Linked DNA regions of Homo sapiens: region 1 is linked to region 2. A link is a loop called in an ENCODE intact Hi-C map of the cell type or tissue named here. Cell type or tissue: Caco-2. All regions are shown on one strand.

What was found. Peaks named below come from ENCODE experiments on the same cell type or tissue, not always from the same donor. Only the 100,000 strongest peaks of a DNase experiment are listed, where the experiment ranks them.
Region 1: it touches region 2 in a loop (9-fold over the local background); 1 of 110 quality-filtered maps calls a loop at or near these places.

Annotation. Positions count from the first base shown.
Region 1 is chr2:193,514,770-193,519,769 of GRCh38, forward strand. No RefSeq gene overlaps it. Among named protein-coding and RNA genes, the nearest start is that of PCGEM1, 770 kb to the left of the region's middle. In Caco-2, no CTCF peak of the experiment used is centred here; a DNase peak (open chromatin) is centred at 2,992.
Region 2 is chr2:193,425,565-193,430,564 of GRCh38, forward strand. No RefSeq gene overlaps it. Among named protein-coding and RNA genes, the nearest start is that of PCGEM1, 680 kb to the left of the region's middle. In Caco-2, no CTCF peak of the experiment used is centred here; a DNase peak (open chromatin) is centred at 3,077.

The DNA.
Region 1 (5,000 bases), 89 kb after region 2:
TTAAGGTATTAACATGAAATAAACACAAATGCACCTGGAATCTTATACTCTAGAATAAGTGTATAGAAGGCAAAGGTTATCAAAATAGCATTTAAAATGCTTTGCAAGATTCAAAATTACTAATTCAATGCTATTCAGCAGATATTTTTTGAGTTACTTCTTAACTGTCTCCCTGTACTGAGTGTTAGGTAGATAGGAGATTCTAAGACAGTCATTTGTTAGTTTTTCCGTTACTATAAAGAAATAACTGAAGCTGGGTAATTTACAAAGAAATGAGGTTTTAGTTTGGCTCATGTATCTTCAGCTATATAGGAAGCATGGTGCCAGCATTTTCTTCTGGTGTGGGCCTCAAGAAGCTTCCAATCAGGGCAGAAAACGATGGGGAGCTGGCACATCACATAGTGAGAGCCGGAACAAGAGAGAGAAAAGAGGTGCCATCCACTTTGAAGCAACTAGATCTTGAGTGAACTCAGAGCAAGAACTCACTAATCACTGAAGGGATGGCACTAAACCATTCATGAAGGACCTGCCCTCATGATCCCATCACCTCCCACAAAGCCCCAAATTCAACATTGGGAATCACATGAGATTTGGATGGAACAAACAGCCTAACCTTACCAGTCTGAAGGATCCTGTCCCCAGCAGTTTATAGCCACATAATAATTTCAATAAAGTGAGCTAAGAGTTTTGATAAGGGAACGTTTAAAGTCTCATTGTAAGTAATAGCAATCAGGCAGGAAATTCAAATTTAGAAGATAGCTGTGGTTGTTAATTCTGGCTGTACACAGAATAACCCAAAATGCTTTCAGTAACCTCAAGGACCAGTCTTCAACCCAGATCAATTAAATCACAATATTTCCTTTTAGGATCCAGGTATTAGTATTTATTAAAGTTCCCAAGTGTTTTCAATGTGCAACCAATAAGAAAATCTATTGGTTAGCGATGACATTCTAGAAGATAGTATTTTTTGTCTGATTGTTCATATAAATAGTAGTCAAACTAAGGGAAAAGGTGAAGTCAGGTGGGGGCAGAGGATCAGGATGTTATTCAGGAAGAAGAAAAATTATTGCATGACTTATGGATTTGAAAATTGAAAGATATCAATAAAGTTTAATGCAATAGAGATGATTCCTTGATAGAATAAAAGAAAAGAAACTATAGGATCTGGTAAATTACATTGACGTAAAATATTTAAATTTATCTCAAAGGTAGAGAAATCTCAAATATTTCTGTGCTTAAGAAACACTTAGGAATCTTTCCGAAAGCATAATTTTCTGGGTCCGCATGTCCCAGAGATTGCGATTTCTTAGGTCTGCAGTTGAAAACAGAAATGTTTATTTTTAATAAATACTCCTACATTATTTTGACATAAGTCGTGTAACAACAATTTAGAGAAACAAGAAGGGGAATACAATTCAGATTTGCTATTTAGAAAGATTCTTAGGGGGTATAAAATGAATTTGAGAAGCTCAGTGCTCAATTCCCACCTATGAGTGAGAACATGCGGTGTTTGGTTTTTTGTCCTTGTGATAGTTTGCTGAGAACAATGAGAACACTTGGACACAGGAAGGGGAACATCACACACCGGGGCCTGTCATGGGAAGGGGGGGAGTGGGGAGGGATAGCATTAGGAGATATACCTAATGTAAATGACGAGTTAATGGGTGCAGCACACCTACATGGCACATGTATATATATGTAACAAACCTGCAAGTTGTGCACATGTACCCTAGAACTTAAAGTATAAAAAAAAAAAAACAAAAAACGGACAGAGACGCTCAGTGCTAGACTCAGAGATACCAATGTGTCCCTAGGGATTGTTGCAATAGCTTAAGCAAGAAGGGACTAAAGAGGGGATTTTGATTGGTGGCAATGGAGATGAAGAACATTTTACTTTTGTGGTGATTTTTTCAATCTTTTTTATATTTTATGTTTTTTGTTTCTAATGTGAATCAACGTTTTTTTAAAAAACTGAAGCAATGTAAGTACTAAAACAGTTTCCTTGGTATTATCTCTTATTTGTCGTTTTTACCTTTATTATGAACTATATGTTCAATGCTTAGTTTTCTCTTAAGGACAACTATTTAATTATCTAAGGGCCAATTGTCTTGCTAATTGATTACCAGATCCTTTGCTGCTTATATGTCAGTAGTCCTCAGAATTTATAAAGTTGGCTAGACACGGAAGGAAAAATATATGAATTGTACATTAACAAGCTTAGCATGTTTGCTCTCTCTTACACCTTAACCTTACACATTAAATAGATAGAATGCTAAATGCCATTTATTAATTGTTTTTGTTTAATTAAAACTAAAATGTTCATTATCACACACAGCATCTTACTTCTAAGAAGTAATTTTTAAGTAAGTTTTAATTTTATTCTCTACCTATATGTATTAGTTCATTTGCATGCTGCTGATAAAGACAGCAGATATTGGGTAAATTTATAAAGAAAAAGAGGTTTAATGGACTCACAGTTCCATGTGGCTGGGGAGGCCTCACAATCATGGTGGAAGGTGAAAGGCACATCTTATATGGTGGCAGGCAAGAGAGAACAAGAATCAAGCAAAAAGGGTTTCCCCTAAGATCTCATGAGACTTACTACCATGAGAACAGTATGAGGGAAACTGCCCCCATGATTCAATGATCTCCCACTGGGTTCCTCCCACAACACATGGGAATTATGGGAGCTACAATTCAAGAAGAGATTTGGGTGGGGACACAGCCGAACCATATCACTATCCGAGCACACATCTTAGTTTTGCATAAAGCATTTAATGTTCTAAAAATTAGTGCTTAAATTTACCACACATGACGTGAGCCCTCAATTTCTTTGTAGAGCAAATGATGATAAATATGTTATTGAATACCTCCTTTGTAAAAGGTATTTTTCCTATACCTGAAAAAAGAAAAACAGCTCAGAGCAGTCTGTGTTCTGTGAGGTGTAAAAAATGCATGAGGTCCAGAGAGATAAGAGTATGGGACTTCAGCCACACCTCCCACACACAAGCCTGGGATCAACTGTTTAAAGACGTTTTGTTTCTGTTTAGTTGCCTCACCCATTTTCTTCATAATCCTGGAATTTGTGATACCAAAAATATGTATAGTCAATCATTAGCTTATGGTATTGTAATATAAATTCTTGGTAAATAACTTAGGAACTGCCTCTTCTTTTACTGTTAAAACCTACATTCAACTGCTGTAATTAGAATGTATATTCAGGGCTACTTGAGTTTATACTCCTGAGTTGCAATTGAGAAATAAAAATAAATTATAAGTCCCCCAACTAACTGGATGGAATGTCTCTTGGTCAAGGAGATCCCAGAAAAACCTTAAAAACAGAGTTCATGGCCATGACAGGATATATTGGTCATACTTTGGTATGCCCCTTTCTTAATAACCTTTAACCAGAGTTCTTTCTTAAGGAGTAAGCAGAAACCACCTTTGGAAAACAAGAAATGGATGACTCGTTCCTTCATCACTTTAAACCAATCATCTAAGGCTGAGACCAGATCCCCTCTCCTTCTTTGCAGTTTGGATGTGACAGCTCACCAGTTTCACAAGACACCCTTCCTAAAAACTGACCACCATCTCAGGACTGGCTTTGGCTGGTTCAAAGAGCAAGTGCAGTGAGAAATTTTGTGTCCTCTACATCACCTTTTGATGTCAGAGGGCTGAAAATTCCACCCTTGAATTCTGCTAATGCTGCCAGTTTTTGAACATGTAACCCTCGAAGAGGCATGAAGCTCAATTGCCAGCACGTTTCCACTTTCATAAATATTCATGACTTCTTCTATAGCTTATTGAATATGTATACTTAGCCAACTCGTTCAGCATAAATTCCTGTCTTTTCCTTCCCTCTCTTGAAGTGCTTGCTCTTGGTGTCTACAGAGGCTGTGTTTCCCAGCCTGCTGGATGGCTAGCCTGCAGGCTGCAATCCTTTATGAGAAACAAAACTCTCTTTTCCAGATTTACGGTCCTCATCATTGTTCAGCTGACACAATCTTCAAGCTTGGTCTCAATAAATTCTTTACCGTATTACTTTTGCCTCAGCATTTTTTCTTTTCTTTTCTTTTCTTTTCTTTTCTTTTCTTTCTTTTCTTTCTTTTTTTTTTTTTTTTTGAGACAGAGTTTTGCTCTTGTTGCCCAGGCTGGAGTGCAACGGCACGATCTTGGCTCACCGCAAACTCCACCTCCCAGATTCAAGCGATTCTCCTGCCTCAGCCTCCCGAGTAGCTGAGATTACAGGCATGCACCAGCATGCCCAGCTAATTTTGTATTTTTGGTAGAGATGGGTTTTCTCCATGTTGGTCAGGTTGGTCTTGAACTCCCAACTTCAGATCATCCTCCCACCTTGCCCTCCTAAAGTTCTGGGATTACAGGCGTGAGCCACCGCACCCGGCCAGCTTTTTTTCTTCTAGGTCAACATATCTGATACTATACATAATAAAATTTTAGTAAAGAGAAAGGGTAAAACAACTAATAAAATGAGAATTTTAGCTTAGTTATTTATTTTATAATTGCAGGTCTTTTTTTTTCTTTTTCTGAGACTAGGCGAGATCGAGTGAATTCAGGGTGGATGGTCATGGACCAGGTTTTTTTTTTTTTTTTTTCCATCACCATAGATGATAACCTGTCTCTCCATGTCTGATTGAACTTTTATTTATTTTCTTTTTAATAGTAAAGATTCTGTATTAGCTGCAACTTATTTTGACTTTGGTCCTCCTGATGCTGTCCACATATTCTTGAACTATACTTGCCTACTTATCTTTGAGATGTCCCCATAACTAATCTTTAAAAAGTTCACACTTTATTCAAATAATCTACCAAGTGACTCTTTTATATTTTATTTCCATAGGTATAGTTTATGTCTTTGCCCTTATTATTACCTCTTAGAAACTGGCAGTTTCCAATTTTGCTATAGACTTCTGTCAATGTGTTCTTTCTTACTACTTGTATGAGCTTGCTGATGCATAGGTTTTTAAAGTCCATTTTCTTGG
Region 2 (5,000 bases):
AGCCTGGGTGACAGAGCGGGACTCTGTCTCAAAAAACAAAGAAGAGAATAATGGTATTTTTCCAGTCATCCATTATCAAGTACCTACTATGTGTTAGGTACTGTTCCAGAGACAGTGAATATAGCTGTTAACTTAATCTCTGCCCTCAATAAGCTAGATAGGTAAGACGGACAATAAACACATATTAGTTTATCAGACGGTAATAAGTGCCACAGAAAAAATTAACGGTGAAAAGTGGGAAACTGATTATGATGATAATATTCATACAATTTTAATTAGGTAGATCAGTAAAGACTTTTCTAAAACTTGATATTTAAATAAAGACTTGAGTTAGGTGGGAAAACAAGTCATGAGGCTATCTGGGGAAAGAGTATTCTAGAGAGAATATCAAGAGCAAATGCCTTAAAGCAGAAAATGAAACCAAAGGGGCAATGTGGCCGTAGTAGACTAAGGAAAAAAGATATACGAGATGGGGTCAGAGGGTTAACATGGAGCCAGACCCTTTGGCTACTACACCATCTTTTACTGTGATTTTACTCTGAAAAGGACAAGAAGACATTGGAGGGTTTTTAGCAGAGGGTTGACATAGTTTGATGCGCATTTTCAATGGAATTTCTGTTTGTGCTGTGCTGAAAATAGATTTAAGAGAGTAGGATAGGCTGGGCGCAGTAGCTCACGCCTGTAATCACAGCACTTTGGAAGGCCGAGGCGGGTAGATCACCTGAGGTCAGGAGTTCGAGACAAGCCTGGCCAACATGGTGAAACCTCTTCTTTACTAACAATACAAAAATTAGCCAGGTGTGGTGGCATGCTCCTGTAATCCCAGCTACTTGGGGGCTGAGGCAGGCCAATCGCTTGAACCCGGGAGGTGGAGATTGCAGTGAGCCGAGATCGCGCCACTGCAGTCCAGCCTGGGCCACAGAGCAAGATTCCATCTCAAAAAAAAAAAAAAAAAAAAAAAAAAGAGAGAGTAGGTTGGAAACAGGAGAACAGTTAATAGGCAGTGCTATAATCCTTCTTAAACAACTGCACAGTGAAGGATGATGGTAGTTCCTACAGGTAATCAGAGAAATAGGTAAGAAGTGTTGGGATTGTCGGTAAGTGTTCTATAAATATTGTCATCATGCACTGCTTTCTGTACAAAAATATTTACATTTTTTAAAACAATAATATCTGAGAATATAAACTGTCAAGGTGATTACTCATTATATTAAATGCAACAAATTTTAAAGATTTTCAATACAAATGTGAATGTGCTTACTTTCATAGTGTAAATTAATTGCAAAGCAAAATGTCTCATACTATTACTTTATGTGTCTATGGATACCATATGAGTATATTTTCATATTAGCATCTTAGTAATTTATGCATATTTTTCTTAATTATTCAGAATTATTTCTATCTCTGTCTTCTTGGTCATGTACACAGAGTAAGCCCTCCAGTTAGAATGAAAATGCAGGAAATTCTTTTATTACATTTTAATATTAGCATAAATTTATATGAAATGAGGACTATTAACTGAAACAGAACATTTTTATAACAAACAAAAATCACTTTGTTTTAATAAAATGATATTCTGAGAAATATTCAAGGAATACTACACATAAACATGTGTTTCGTTGGTCCATTCATGACTCCATACCCACAATTTAGAAACCTAACTGCTTTGGGTAGAAGGGTGTTCTTGTACTACTGTGAGAATTAAACCAAGACCAGGTCTTTAGATCAAAGCAAGTTTCCCTAGCTCCTCAACCTAACAGCAGTCTAGACCTGCCTTCTCAGTAACAGAAACACCACATTTTCATCCCAGTGAAAATAGGATGAATTTACAGTTTTTATTATATCCAGTTAATGATTCTCTGATTGTTGTATGCCAGACTGAGATTCTCATTAACTTACATCTGGTTCAGGATGCTCTGGTATTTTAAACACATCCAAAACAATACAGAGACAGCATTTTACAGCCTAAAAGATTAGCATGTTCCTTGCTGTGGGAAGTTTTACTTCACCTGAATTCCAGAGAGTATAAAAGGATTCACCTGAAGAATCAGGCCTATCAGATACTAAATTATGTCATCAGAGAGTCAAGATCATGATCAGGCCAGTTGAAAATCCAGGATTACCTCTTCTTGGGTTTGTGGCCAATCAGAGTGGCCCAAGTATTCAATGGCCTGATTGGTGCAAAGAATGATGGACTAAAATATGTTTATGAGAGAGTCTTTGTGACTAAATGAATAAAAAAAACTCAGGAATGCAGAAAGACTGACACCATAATATTAGCTATATCTTTACAAATTGATGGTGTTACATAAATAATTTATCCTCTCAAAAACGCTGATTTTATCATAAAAAGTGTTCATTTATCACATCATAGTACTTAATGTTTGGACAAAATCATATGAATACATACTATTAGTCATAGACAATTTATTAGTAAAGATTTAATTATTGTATTTCTTTTAAGTGCTAAAATATCACCCAATAGATTTTATTCACCTCTTCACTTTCCTTTTATTCAAATATATCTATTAATAAAGATGCTTCTATGTATTCTAAGTATTTATTTTCTTGGCATAACCAAACCTTTTTCAACCTGAAAATATATTTAATATGTAATTGAAATGAAGAAAACAGAAACTCATAAGATAATGTGCATCTATCTTGTTAGAAAAAGCTGACAGTTTTTGGAATAAAATGGTGTTTTAGTGAAAGTGAACATTTATATTGGTGTCAACTGCAGAAGTATTTCAAATAAAATTAATAAAGAAACAAGTATTTGGTGTCGGTTCATTTTAACCCTGTTTGATCTTAACAGGAAATGATAGCTATTAAAATGACGTTAGGTCACAGAATACACTGAAAGTAGAGATCAATGGAGAGCAAACAATGCTACATTTTTAGATCAAGGTTCTAACACTAGGGAATGTCCCAAGATGCATTTCATTTTCAAATAAATTCCTTCTACTTGGAGCCAAAGGTCAGCAAGCTAGCATTAGTTAAAGAGATTTCAGCTGCATCAAAGTTAAATAACAACCAAAAGTCACCCACAGCAGAGCCTCTCTAATCCATAGATGTGTCCCCAAGGGCGGCAGGCCAAAGTAGAAAACAGAGATTTGTTCAAGGTGCCAACAATAATTGCTGTGATCAGCAGGTATCTTGGGCTGAGAGCTCAGGATAAGAAGCTTTTTTTTGTTTGCCTCACAGAAGAAAAAAATCTATTTAAGCACACTTACTTGTTGAACTAAATACATGTAGTTGGAACTGATTAATCTCTATAACACAACACAGCCAATTATAATAATGTTTAGAAATATGACATTTTATAGTAAACATAGGAAACTTTATATTCCTTTAAAATATCTGATCAACCTAATGCATAGAATACCTTTTAGGTTTTTTTTTAAGTGAAGTCTTTCTGTGAAAAGCTTTTTCATCCTGTTGAAAATATCAATATTACAAGCCAGAGTTGTTTCTTTCAGATAAATAAATATTGATTTTCCTCCTCTATTTTTTACCAATGACAGGCAACTGCCTTCATTGCTCTGAATATTTTATTGTTTTAGAATTGACAAATTCCATTAGCATTGAATTTTTATTGTTTCATTGTTCCCACTTTTAAAAAAGGCATTTGTGTTATTTTATGTGTGTGTGGTAGATAAGACAGAAAAGTGAGACTGAAATTAATGTAGCACTCACTCCCTATACCATAGTTTCCTTGTCGAATATGATTTATCTAAGTTTGACCTATCACTGACTTTGCAAGAATTTATTAAAAACTGAGCTGTTTCCAATTTCATTCTTTTTAGCAAATTAGACAACAAAGTTATGTACATTAATGCAACAATTAATTGTAACCAAGAGCTGCTCAAAATATCTCATGTGAATGAATTTAAACATATGTCACTTAATTCCTAGCAATTGTTCTGTGGTGCTCTGTGTAGGCAAGTGTTGTGACTGTACTTAATGTTAACCACCATTGGACAAATTAGCAAACACAGCCTGATATGTGCATGCACATTGACTTGATATACTGGGCTTTATTTTCTCATTATCTTTGCATTCAAATCTGACTTATTATACCAGAATAAGTATTAAGACAATATTGATCTAATTCACCAAATTTCAATTCATTTGTATGTCAGATGGATGATTTTAGAAATTCAACCAACAGCAAAGTGACATAAAGAAATTACCCAAATGCAGAAAAAAAATCAACACATTGTTATAAAAGTACTTTTTAAATCTTGAGTTCAAAAAATTCTAAAAGAAAGACATAAAAAGAATTGATAAACATATTATACATTTACCTTGTTGTTTGTTGTTAACCTTCTCTAAACATTACTTTATGAACATGCCTCAAAATTCCTCCAATAAAAATGTGTTTCCAAAGACTCGTTTGAAATATTTTAATAGTTAATAATGCTTGGACAATTTTTAAGGCTTCATACTAGATTTCACTCAAGAAGAAAGTAATGCAATACAAACATTTCATTATAATTTGCTTAAAACTTCTTAAGTTATAAAATTTGCTATAAACACTCGATTGGGGATTTTTTTTCAACTTGTATTACTTTACCAAATTTTAGACTGTACAAGTAATATAAAAATCAGCCAGATTAAGATTTATGTAATCATTCTATTCTACAGCTTTAAAAGTGGTCATGGTGTTCAAAATGGGTTTAATTATAATTCTAATTAAAGACACTAACAATCAACATAAATAATTAGACAAGATTGGATTTAGAGGGTAGAAATTCTTAACAATTCTGTGCAGCAGTTAACCTGTATGTACACTGGGGGAATAGAAGAAAGAAAAAAAGTATTTTACAACTTTTTTTCTACAATATGTTGTTATTGAATAACTCCATATGGATATATGTGTAAACAGAATCTTTTCAAGGAAATTAAAACTTTAAATAATTGCTGTGCTAATGCAGAATGAGAACATTTGCCTATGAATATTTCTTTATAATTATTATGCAATTTCAATAAAAATTACC